2 separate regions of the Homo sapiens genome follow, and region 2 is linked to region 1. Evidence: chromatin contacts called from ENCODE Hi-C data. All regions are on one chromosome and are shown on one strand. The core of a region is the stretch at or near the end of the contact, and the rest is flanking DNA. Distances in the headings are between cores, read along the strand shown.

Region 1 (5,061 bases), core at 359-2,858:
CAAAAATAAGAACACTCAGAAAAAGAGATACTGCCCAATTATTTTGTGAACATTTTGTCTCAATATACTTCCAATTTTATGAAAAATATTGACAATTCGTGGCCAAGAGTTACATAAATTTGTTTTGCATGAAAACTTTGTGCAGGAAACTAATGACATTAATTATAGAAAATTAAGGCAAAAATAAGATCTTTTTCAAATTTTACGTATAATATGGGGAGTTGGAAAATAGCATATAGATAGGAAGCAAGAAGATATAAAATAATCTTTGAAGTGTAATTTGGTTATGTTGATTCTTTTGGCCTTCTATTTTATTTTTTAAAGAAGATACCTCATTTTTCAAAAAAAAAAATTGGCCTTCTTCTCTTGTGGACTGAAAAATGCATTGTTGGATTGATTATGTTTGGAATTGAGGGTTTTTTTATACTTTTCAAATATAAAATTTATGTTGCTTCTAAGTAACCCTCCTTTTTTTTTTTTTTTGAGACGGAGTCTCACTCTGTCCCCCAGGCTGGAGTGCAGTGGCACGATCTTGGCTCACTACAACCTCCGCCTTCTGGGTTCCAGTGATTCTCCTGCCTCAGCCTCCCAAGTAGCTGGGATTACAGGCATGGACCACCACGCCCATCTAATTTTTGTATTTTTAGTAGAGACGGGGTTTTACCATATTGGCCAGGCTGGTCTCAAACTCCTGACCTCAAGTGATCCGCCCACCTCGGCTTCCCAAAGTGCTGGGATTACAGGCATGAGCCACCGCACCTGGCCCAAAAATTTTAATTAAAACGTATAGTTTAGCAGAAATTAATATCTGCCACTCTCATTAATTACTTTTTTTAATAACTCTCTAACATATTTTAACAAATTTATATTGTATATGTGAATAACACAGATTATACTTAAACAAGTTTAATGAGAAAAATAAGATGTAAGCATAACATCTTATTCTTTAAAAAATATGTGCACTTTTGTTTATGTTCTCTGTAGGAATCAAACATGACATTTTATTATTAGGAGTGTCCTGTTATGCTCCAAAAGTTGCGAAGGATGATACGCATGAATTATTTTTTAAATGTGTGAAGTATCTATGCTAATAAAGGCTTAAGCATAGTGAAACTGTTTAGTACTATATTAGGAAAGGGAGAAAAGTGAATGGACTTTCCCAGCAGTCAGAGTTCTTCTGTTTTTCAGGAACTGAAACTGAACTCAGAGTAGCCTTAGGTACCTGGTGCTCCTTCAGGGCCCCTCTGCTTCTTGGCTCCAGTGCCCTGGGATGTTGCCTCCATCCCTCAGCTGCTCCCCATGGCAGAGGGCAGTCTAGACTGCCTTTCTGGGGACACAGCCTCACACAGTCAAAAGAGGAATAGAACCTTTAAGAACAATCCACCTAGAAAAATCCTGAGGAAGGACTGTGGCTGGCCCTTGTGGGTCCTGCAGTTATCCCTAGACCTGTCGCTGTGGCCAGCGTGGGACTGGATCCCAGGCCTTGGCCTGTTTTCAGGGTGTGAGGATTCTGGGATGAGCAGCCCCACTGAAAGTCCACTGTTTGAATGCGGGGGAGCAGGGTCTTCCCCTATAGCAGGATGCTATTGCAGAAGAACGGCAGGATGTGCTCCAAGACAGACAGAGACAGCCCATGCTCACCGCGGCACGCAGGGAGTGGTTAGGGCGAGCCTGGAGGCATGCCAGGAGCCGCACCCCTACTGTGTTTAATTTCCAGGGCTGGGGCACTATTGCACTGAGAAGGAAACTGAGGCACAGTGCAGTTCAGTGCTCTCCCCAGGTCACACAGCAAGGGAGTAGCAGAGCCAGGGTCTGAAATGAGTATGTTGTGACCCAAGACGCTCCTCTTTCCTTTATGTGCACTTTTTATCCTTCTTGTTCATATGCTGTCAAAAAAAACTTTGTGATAGGATATTTGCAGTGAACACAGACCCAGGTCTTCATGCCTGTGGGCATCGTCTCCTTCCCAGGTTATCCTCAGTGCTCTCAACAGCTGACGGTGCTCTGTAAATACTTAATTAAGCACAAGTGGATATCCCAAAAGCCAGCTTATCCAGAAAGTCCTCCCAGAAACACCCACTGTCATCCTGATTTCCGCAGATTTCATGGTTAGCCTTATTCCCTCTCATATGGTGGGGACAGCTTGAGGGAAACCACCATGCTTCCTCCCTAGAGGCTTGTTGGAGCTGTCCAGCTAAGGATGAGGAGGATCTGCATTCAGCCGAGAACATGGAGAGGGAGAGGAGCGATTGATTTGAGTCTTAGAATCAGCGGGATTTGGTGAACAGCCAGATGTAGAGGGTGAAGGACAGCCAAGCTCTCTAGTCTCATTAGCATTGCCATTAATTAAGCTAGAAAGCTTTCTGCTAGCTCAGAGTTCTACTTGTTGTGCTTTGTGTCCTTGCCTCATATTACATGAGGCTGTACCGTATCAGACACACCAATCAGCATCTGGAACATTCTCACTTTTGCTATTCTAAGCTCTGCTGTCTCTTCCCATTTTTGTTATCGTTTTTAAAATTTATCCGTTGTAATGTTCTCCGAAAAGGCTTGACACGTGTCGCCATCTGTATATTTAGAATCGACACAGATATTTCCTCTTGAAGTCTTTGACATCACTTGAGTAATTTGAATAATTTTTGTTTTGCATTTATTAGAAAATAGCACATTAATTTGAGTTTGGGTTAGTAGAAGATATTCGGGGAAGCAGATCAGTACCACATGCAGTCCTGATAAAATGTAAGGTAACGTTTTAAATTCTTACACAGTCATTTGTATTGAGAAAGGCAGCCTTATGACAACTGCTTTCTTTTGATAGCATCTGTGTGTGTGTATGTGTGTGTGTATGTGTGTATATGTGTGTGTGTATGTGTCTGTGTGTGTGTATGTGTATCTGTGTGTGTATGTGTGTATGGGTGTGTGGTGTGTGTGTATATGTGTGGTGTGTATGTGTGTGGTGTGTGTGTGGTATGTGTGTATGTGTGTGGTGTATGTGGTGTGTGTGTGTGGTGTGTGTATGTGTGTATGTGTGTCTGTGTGTGTGGTGTGTTTGTGGTGTGTGTGTATGTGTGTGTATGTATGTGTGTATCTGTGTATGTGTGTGTGGTGTGTATGTATCTGTGTGTGGTGTGTGGTGTGTATGTGTGTGGGGTTGCGTGTGTATGTATGTGTGTATGTGTGCATATCTGTGCGCGTATCTGTGTGTGTGGTGTGTCTTTGTGGTGTGTGTGTATGTGTGTGTATGTATGTGTGTATGTATGTGTATCTGTGTGTGTGGTGTGTGTGTATGTGTATGTGTATGTGTGTGTGTGTTTGTGGTGTGTCTTTGTGGTGTGTGCGTGTGTGTGTATGTATGTGTGTATGTATATCTGTGTGTGTGGTGTGTGTATGTGTATGTATGTGTGCGTGTGTATCTGTGTGTGTGTTTGTGGTGTGTGTGGTGTGTGTATGTGTGTGTATTTTTGTGTGTGTGGTGTGTGTGTGTATCTGTGTGTGTGGTGTGTATGTGTGTGTATCTCTGTGTGTGTGTGTGTGTGTGTTTGTGTGTGTGTGGAGCACATTGCATTGTTGGGGCTCTTTTTAGTGCTGTGTTTTGTTTTTCCTTTCACATCAACTTACCACTAAGTATGTAGTGTGAAAAGGAAACACTTTTCTCCTACAATTAAGATGATAGTAGGATAACCCAAACAGGCAAATACTTGTCTTGACTAATTTTCTGTCATTAATCTTGTTAAATTTTGAGAAGAGAGTTGTAAGAGTACCCTACAACCAGGTGAGAACCAACATCTGCTGCTTGTTGTCGTTGTGGGAGGTGGGTAATGTTTCAGACATGGAAAGTGTTATTGTAGTCTGTGGTACTGAATTTACATTTTCAGTAAAAGTAACAAGGGCAACATTGTTATACATCAGAAAAGAAACCCATTTCTAAAATCCTCCTGGCAGAGGTAACAAGCTGTTTTGTGCTCATGCACCTTGCTCCCTTCATTTGACACTGTTTCCTGATGGATGGGATTTCTGGACCCTGGGTCCTAAGCTTCATGAAGCCTCTGGAGGCCGATCTTGAAGACAGCTCCTGAGAAGGAAGGCCTGGCAGCAGGTTCCAGGGGGTGGATCCTGCAGCCAGTGTAGCTACTGTAATGCATTCCTCGGGAATTTGCAGAGCTTGGGACTGTCAAACTCACTGTGGGAGAGCACATCCCTCCACTCAGTCAGTTGTTGGTGATGAACAGAACTCTCATGTAATGAGCCATACTTCTAAGGGTTCTATGTAGGGGCAAAGTCAGGAGAAGGAAACTCACTGCAGCTCTGTATTATTCCCTAACCTTTCAATGTGGTGTGTTTAGACCAGCCACCGTTGATCCCTGAGATAGATTTAACTCCCACCTCAGCAGCTTGCCAAAGCTTCTTTTGATGTCCATGCTGTGACCAGGTGGAGTAAAATCTGTGACACTGAGTGATGGAAATATAACTCACCTTCATTCATCGTCACTCAAAATCCCCATTAGAGCTAGAAAAAGCAGTCATGCTGAGAAAACCTGCGTAGAGTCCCATGAGAACTTTCTGGAGAGACTCTAAAGGGACTCACACCTTCAAGAGTATTCACATTATATTTGGTCATCATAAAGAGGTTGGACTTTTCATATAAGCTTCAAGTTACCATTTAAATGAGGTCTTCTTCTCTTTTTCTTCTCGCTTTCTTCCTCTCTGTCTCTCTACCTCCCTCCTGGAAATCTGAATCCTACTATCATTTATGTTTCTGAACTTCTAAGATGCTTAGATTTTTAACCCTTAAAAAACAAAATACTACAACATAAGGTGATGTTGTAGTGCCTTTGTTGGAGCAACAGACTTTTGAATTATTGGCACCTGCAAGATCTAAATAGAGCCCTGATGTCATGCTGGGCTGTGGGTCTGAGGCAACCCTCATTTCATTTCATAGGCAGTTGATGCAATTCACCAGGTCGCGGGCCCATTTTCCTTCTTAACTAAGGGTCTGTTAGATCCTCAAAATAACTGCTGCCTTCATAAGTACCTAAACAGCTGGCACAGCACCTCACACCT
Region 2 (5,387 bases), core at 889-3,388, 1.2 Mb before region 1:
TCTCAAACTCCTGACCTCAAGTGATCTGCCGGCCTCAGCCTCCCAAAGTGCTAGGATTACAGGCGTGAGCCACCGCGCCTGGCCTATATTTACGTAACTTTTATTACAGTATGTTATTGTAAACCAAAAATAAAATACTTTTTTTTTTTTTTTTTGAGATGGAGCTTAACTCTTATTGCCCAGGCTGCAGTGCAACGGCGCGATCTCGGCTCACCGCAATCTCCGCCTCCTGGGTTCAAGCGATTCTCCTGCCTCAGCCTTCCGAGTAGCTGGGATTACAGGCATGCGCCACCACGCCCAGATAATTTTGTATTTTTAGTAGAGACAGGGTTTCTCTGTGTTGGTCAGGCTGGTCTCGAACTCCCGACCTCAGGTGATCCGCCCGCCTCAGCGTCCCAAAGCGCTGGGATTATAGGCATGAACCACCAAGCCTGGCCCAAAAATAAAATTCTAAGCCCCCCAACCAAATGGACCCCTCCTCTCAGCCAAAGGCATTCGAAAGTAAACCTGAAACACTAGTTCAGGCCACGATGTGAAATAGGGAGGAGGGGCTCAGACATGCCTCATTCTACCTTCCTCCCGTTGGAATTCAGGCACAGCTGACCAGCATTACATTAAAACAGACCTTAACGCTGACAAAACAGACTCTATCTAGCAATTAGCTACCAACATGACAGACAACGGGCCCTGAAAGAAATTGAAGTATTTTACCCCAAAACATATTTCTTTGACATATTTTGAAATGGCCCTGCAAAGCTGCCTCTTGTGGGGAAAATCTACATTTTTGTAGATAATCTCCTTCCCTTTCCGGGTCTTTCTCCTGATCCAGGAGAGTCTGAAAAGAGACATTTACAATAGATGCTCTCTGAAGCCTGCTCGCTTCATCTGCAGAATAAGACCCTTGGTCTCCACAACACCTTATCTTAACCCACACACTCCCTTCTATTGATTTCAGGTCTTTAGATGAACTTTCAACCAGAAAATCTTGGAATCCACCTGCGACCCAGAAGCTCCCCCCTGACCACCACCACCTTGGGCACGTGTTCTCAGGATCTCCAGGGGCTGTGTCAGAGGCCACGGTCACTCACATTTGGCTCAGAACAAATCTCTTCAAATACTTTACAGAGTTTGACAGTATTTCAATTTTATTGCATATATTATATTGCATATGAGTTTAACTCATATTTTGAGTTTTTAATCTCTTACTGTACCTAATTTATAAACTTTATTATATGTATAGAAAAAAACAGTATATATAGGATTCAGTACTATCCATAGTTTCAGGCATCCACTGGAGATCTCTGAACATATCCCTTGCAGGTAAGGGGGGAAGCTGCTGTGTACTTCTATATGTGTCGCATGTGAAGCGTGGCCAAAATGGGAAATCTGAAAATGAAGGGGGAAAATGAACATAATTAGGGCTTTGTTTACTTTCAGAAATGGGGTGTTATGTTGCCCAGGCTGGCCTCAAATTCCTGGACTCCAGCAATCTACCCCACCTCAGCCTCCCACGCAGCTGGGATTACTGGCATGTACCCCCACACCCAACATGGGTGGCTTATATCTTTTTAAGTTTACTTATTGTAAGTCATGTTGGCTACAATTAAAAATATATATTATATACTTGAAAATGAGTAAGATTCAAAATGTTCTTGTAAACTGTGTGTCTTCCCCTATCTGAAGGAATTTGGGAGGAGCAACCTTGCAAGAACCTTGGTCTTTTTACACCCAGAAATTGGTTTTTGGTTTCACTGACTTCAAGAATAAAACCGCAAACCCTCAGTGAATACTATAGCTCTTAAGGCGGCGCGCCTGGAGTTGTTCGTTCACTCTCACTGGGCTCGTCGTCTCACCCACTATAGAAATGAAATTGCAACTTTCGCAGTGAGTGTTCCGTTCCTCCTAATGGGCTCGTCGTCTCACCCACTTCAGAAATGAAGTTGCAACTTTCACAGAGTCGTCTCACCTACTTCAGAAATGAAGTTGCAACTTTCACAGATGAGTGTTTCGTTCCTCCTGCCGGGCTCGTCATCTCACCCACTTCAGAAATAAAGTGACAATTTTCGCAGTGAGCGCTACAGCTCATAAAGGCAACGCAGACGCCAAATGCAAACGAACAAACCTTATCACAGCACAGAAAACCCCAACGGGTTACCACTACAAGCTCCGGCAGCCTGCTTTTATTCTTTTATCTGGCCCCACCCACATCCTGCTGATTGGTAGAACCAAGTGGTCTGTTTTGACAGGGCGCTGATTGGTGCGTTTACAATCCCTGAGCTAGACATAAAGGTTCTCCAAGGCCCCACCAGAGTAGCTAGATATAGAGTGTCAATTGGTGCATTCACTAAACCTTGAGCTAGATGCAGGATGCTGATTGGTGTGTTTACAAACCTTGAGCTAGATACAGAGTGCCGATTGGTGTATTTACAATCGCTGGGCCAGACACAAATGTTCTCCATGGTCCCCACCAGACTCAGGAGCCCAGCTGGCTTCACCCAGTGGATCCTGTACTGGGGCTGCAGGTGGAGCTGCCTGCCACTCCCACGCCATGCGCCCACACTCTTCAGCCCTTGGGTGGTCGATGGGACTGGGAGCCATGGAGTAGGGGGTGGTGTTCATCAGGGAGGCTCGGGCATGGCGGGCTGCAGGTCCCAAGTCCTGCCCCGCGGGAAGGCAGCTAAGGCCCAGTGAGAAATAGGGCGCAGCGCTGGTGGGCTGGCACTATGGGGGAACCCAGTACACCCTCTGCAGCCACTGGCCCGGGTGCTAAACCCCTCATTGCCCGAGGCCGGCATGGCCGGCCGGCTGCTCCGAGTGCGGGGCCCGCCAAGCCCACGCCCACCCGGAACTCCAGCTGGCCCGCAAGCGCCGCGCACAGCCCCAGTTCCCGCTGGCGCCTCTCTCTGCACACCTCCCTGCAAGCTGAGGAAGCCGGCTCCGGCCTTGCGTGGCCAGCCCAGAAACGGACTCCAACAGTGCAGCGGCGGGCTGAAGGGCTCCTCAAGTGCCGCCAAAGTGGGAGCCCAGGCAGAGGAGGCACCCAGAGCGACCGAGGGCTGTGAGGACTGCCAGCATGCTGTCACTTCTCACTTTGTACTTTTAAAAGGAAAGAATTCAAATGAGAGACAGGCAAGGGAACATTTATTTTAAGCAATGTGAAAGTTCATTGGAGAAAGTAGGCTTGGAAGAGGGTCAAGCAGGAGACTTCAAAAATCAAGTGCTGCTTCCGCTTTGATTTTTTTTTTTTTTTGGACGGAGTCTCGCTCTATTGCCCAGGCTGGAGTGCAGTGGTACAATCTCAGCTGACTGCAACCTTTGTCTCCAGGGTTCAAGCGATTCTCCTGCCTCAGCCTCCCGAGTAGCTGGGACTACAGGTGCTTGCCACCACGCCTGGCTGATTTTTTGTATTTTTAGTAGAGACAGGGTTTCACCATGTAAACCAGGATGGTCTTGATCTCCTGACTTCATGATCCACCTGCCTCAGCCTCCCAAAGTGCTGGAACTACAGGCGTGAGCCACCACCCCAGGCCTGCTTACAGTTTTTATACCCCTTACTCTTTTCCAGGCTGTCTCCACTCTTTGTTCTTCACCTCCCGGGCTGGCCCTCAAGTATTGCATGCCCAGTAGCCCTCCCAGTAGGCGCTGGATGGTTACTGAAGTTGTGCGCATGCCCATTAGATGCAATTCTCCCTTACTGGTCGAGCGCCCCTAGAGGAAAGTCATACACCGGGTAAATTTCACACCTTTCTATTACTGCACATGCTCAAAACCTTGTCTGGGACTGCCTTGCTAACTCCAGGTGTCTTCTGTCTGTTGCAAGACTCCTGTTATTCCCAGCGCCAGCCATGGCCACTTATTACCCTAGAGGGATAGTTTTATGCCCTTCAATCCCGGTCCCAATGAGAACCAGACAGCTCTGGGGTCCCTTCCTTGTCTTGCTCATTATTTCAGAGGGACAGATTTATAATTGTGACTGTGGCTTGACAAATGTCCAACATTCTTGGGGGCCCGTGCATGCCCTGCTCACGTCTAACCGCCTACTCTGACATTCTCATCACAAAAAAAATAGATGAGGTAATGCGTATGGGAATTAGCTTGTTTTAGCCATTCCACTGATATGGAAGGGTGTGCTCTCTTTAAATAACATGGCGGGGGGGGGAAGGGCGTGGTCCCTGGCTAGGGCTCCAACCCTGGGCCTGTGCCCACGGACCTAGTTGAGGACAGGCATTTTTGTTTTCCTGCCCCAATGTTGCACTTCTCAAGACCACCCTGGCCTGCCACGCCCCTACCCTGTGCCTGTAAAACCCTGAGACGCTAGCAGGCAGACACACAGGTGGCTGCATATCGAGAGGAGTACATCAGTGGAGGAACACACGAGCGGCTGGAAGTTGAGAGGAATGGGATGCACCAGCAGGCACCGGCATGCAGGCAGGCCATCCACCGGCAGAACAACGCAGTTTGACGGGGGCAGTTGAAGGAGAGCCCAGGTTGCCAGACTTACCTTGCACTCATTCTCCAAGCCCACATGTGATCCGATTCTTCTGGTACACCAAGGCAGGAACCCCAGGATACAGAAAGCCCTCTGTCCTTGCGATAAGGTAGGGGTCTGATTGAACTGGTTAACACAAGCCACCTATGGATAGCTAAACTAAAAAAGCACTCTAACACATGCCCAGTGGAGCTTCAGGAGTTGTAAACATTCAGCCCTAGACACTGCAAAAGGGTTGGAGCCCCACAGCCTACCTGTCTGTATTCTCTCCTAAAAGTTGGAGCAGCAGGGCACTAAAGTGAGCCATCAGCCCCATCACACATCCCGAGAGGAACAAGGGAACTTGCCCAGTTTCACTACCATGTAAGCATGTATCAAAACATAACATTGCAAAAGTCTACACAACTATTACTTGTCCATTTTTTAAAAATTCACTGCAAGTGATTTTTATTAGAGGACCTAAGACTGTCAAATCGTTCTTTAAAAATGTTTGGAAAAGATCAAATTGAATTTTTAAAATTCACAATTTAAACTTTAAATATACGTTATTCTCAAAGTACAGTTATTTGCTATGCAGTGAATTGTGCCCAGCCCCCTCCACAAATTCATACGTTGAAACCTTAACACGTAATTCATGATTTTAAACGAGAAATTTTTACAGTTAAGGTTGCTAAAAACAACCATCACCAAAAACACTGTGCTGGTGGGTTCATTGGTCTTACTGACTTCGGGAATGAAGCCACAGACCCGTGTGGTGTTACAAGTTCTTTAAAGCGGTATGTCCTCCCTTTACTTCTTTCATGGTGGGCTTAGCGATCTCATCGGCTCAAGAGTAAAGCTCTAAAACATTCAGTGAGTGTCATAAACTACATAACGCCATACGCTCCTGATAGTTGTT

The links. A loop is a pair of places that touch in the nucleus more often than their neighbours do. Pooled maps may share reads with other maps.
Region 2: a loop to region 1 is called in a map with no recorded cell type, with 8 times the contacts of the local background. The contact joins two enhancer-like sites. A Hi-C loop is called at or near these places in 2 of 37 single-sample maps with no recorded cell type and 2 of 50 pooled maps.

The regions. Positions count from the first base shown.
Region 1 is chr6:1,735,979-1,741,039 of GRCh38, reverse strand. The region is part of intron 8 of GMDS (GDP-mannose 4,6-dehydratase); the gene reads left to right. Among named protein-coding and RNA genes, the nearest start is that of FOXC1, 130 kb to the right of the region's middle. RefSeq lists an enhancer at 1,035-1,374. Within about 2 kb of position 1,608, at least 2 of the 41 ENCODE cell types and tissues checked have a DNase peak (open chromatin) inside an H3K27ac peak, as active enhancers do.
Region 2 is chr6:2,937,147-2,942,533 of GRCh38, reverse strand. No RefSeq gene overlaps it. Among named protein-coding and RNA genes, the nearest start is that of SERPINB6, 32 kb to the left of the region's middle. Within about 2 kb of position 2,138, at least 9 of the 41 ENCODE cell types and tissues checked have a DNase peak (open chromatin) inside an H3K27ac peak, as active enhancers do.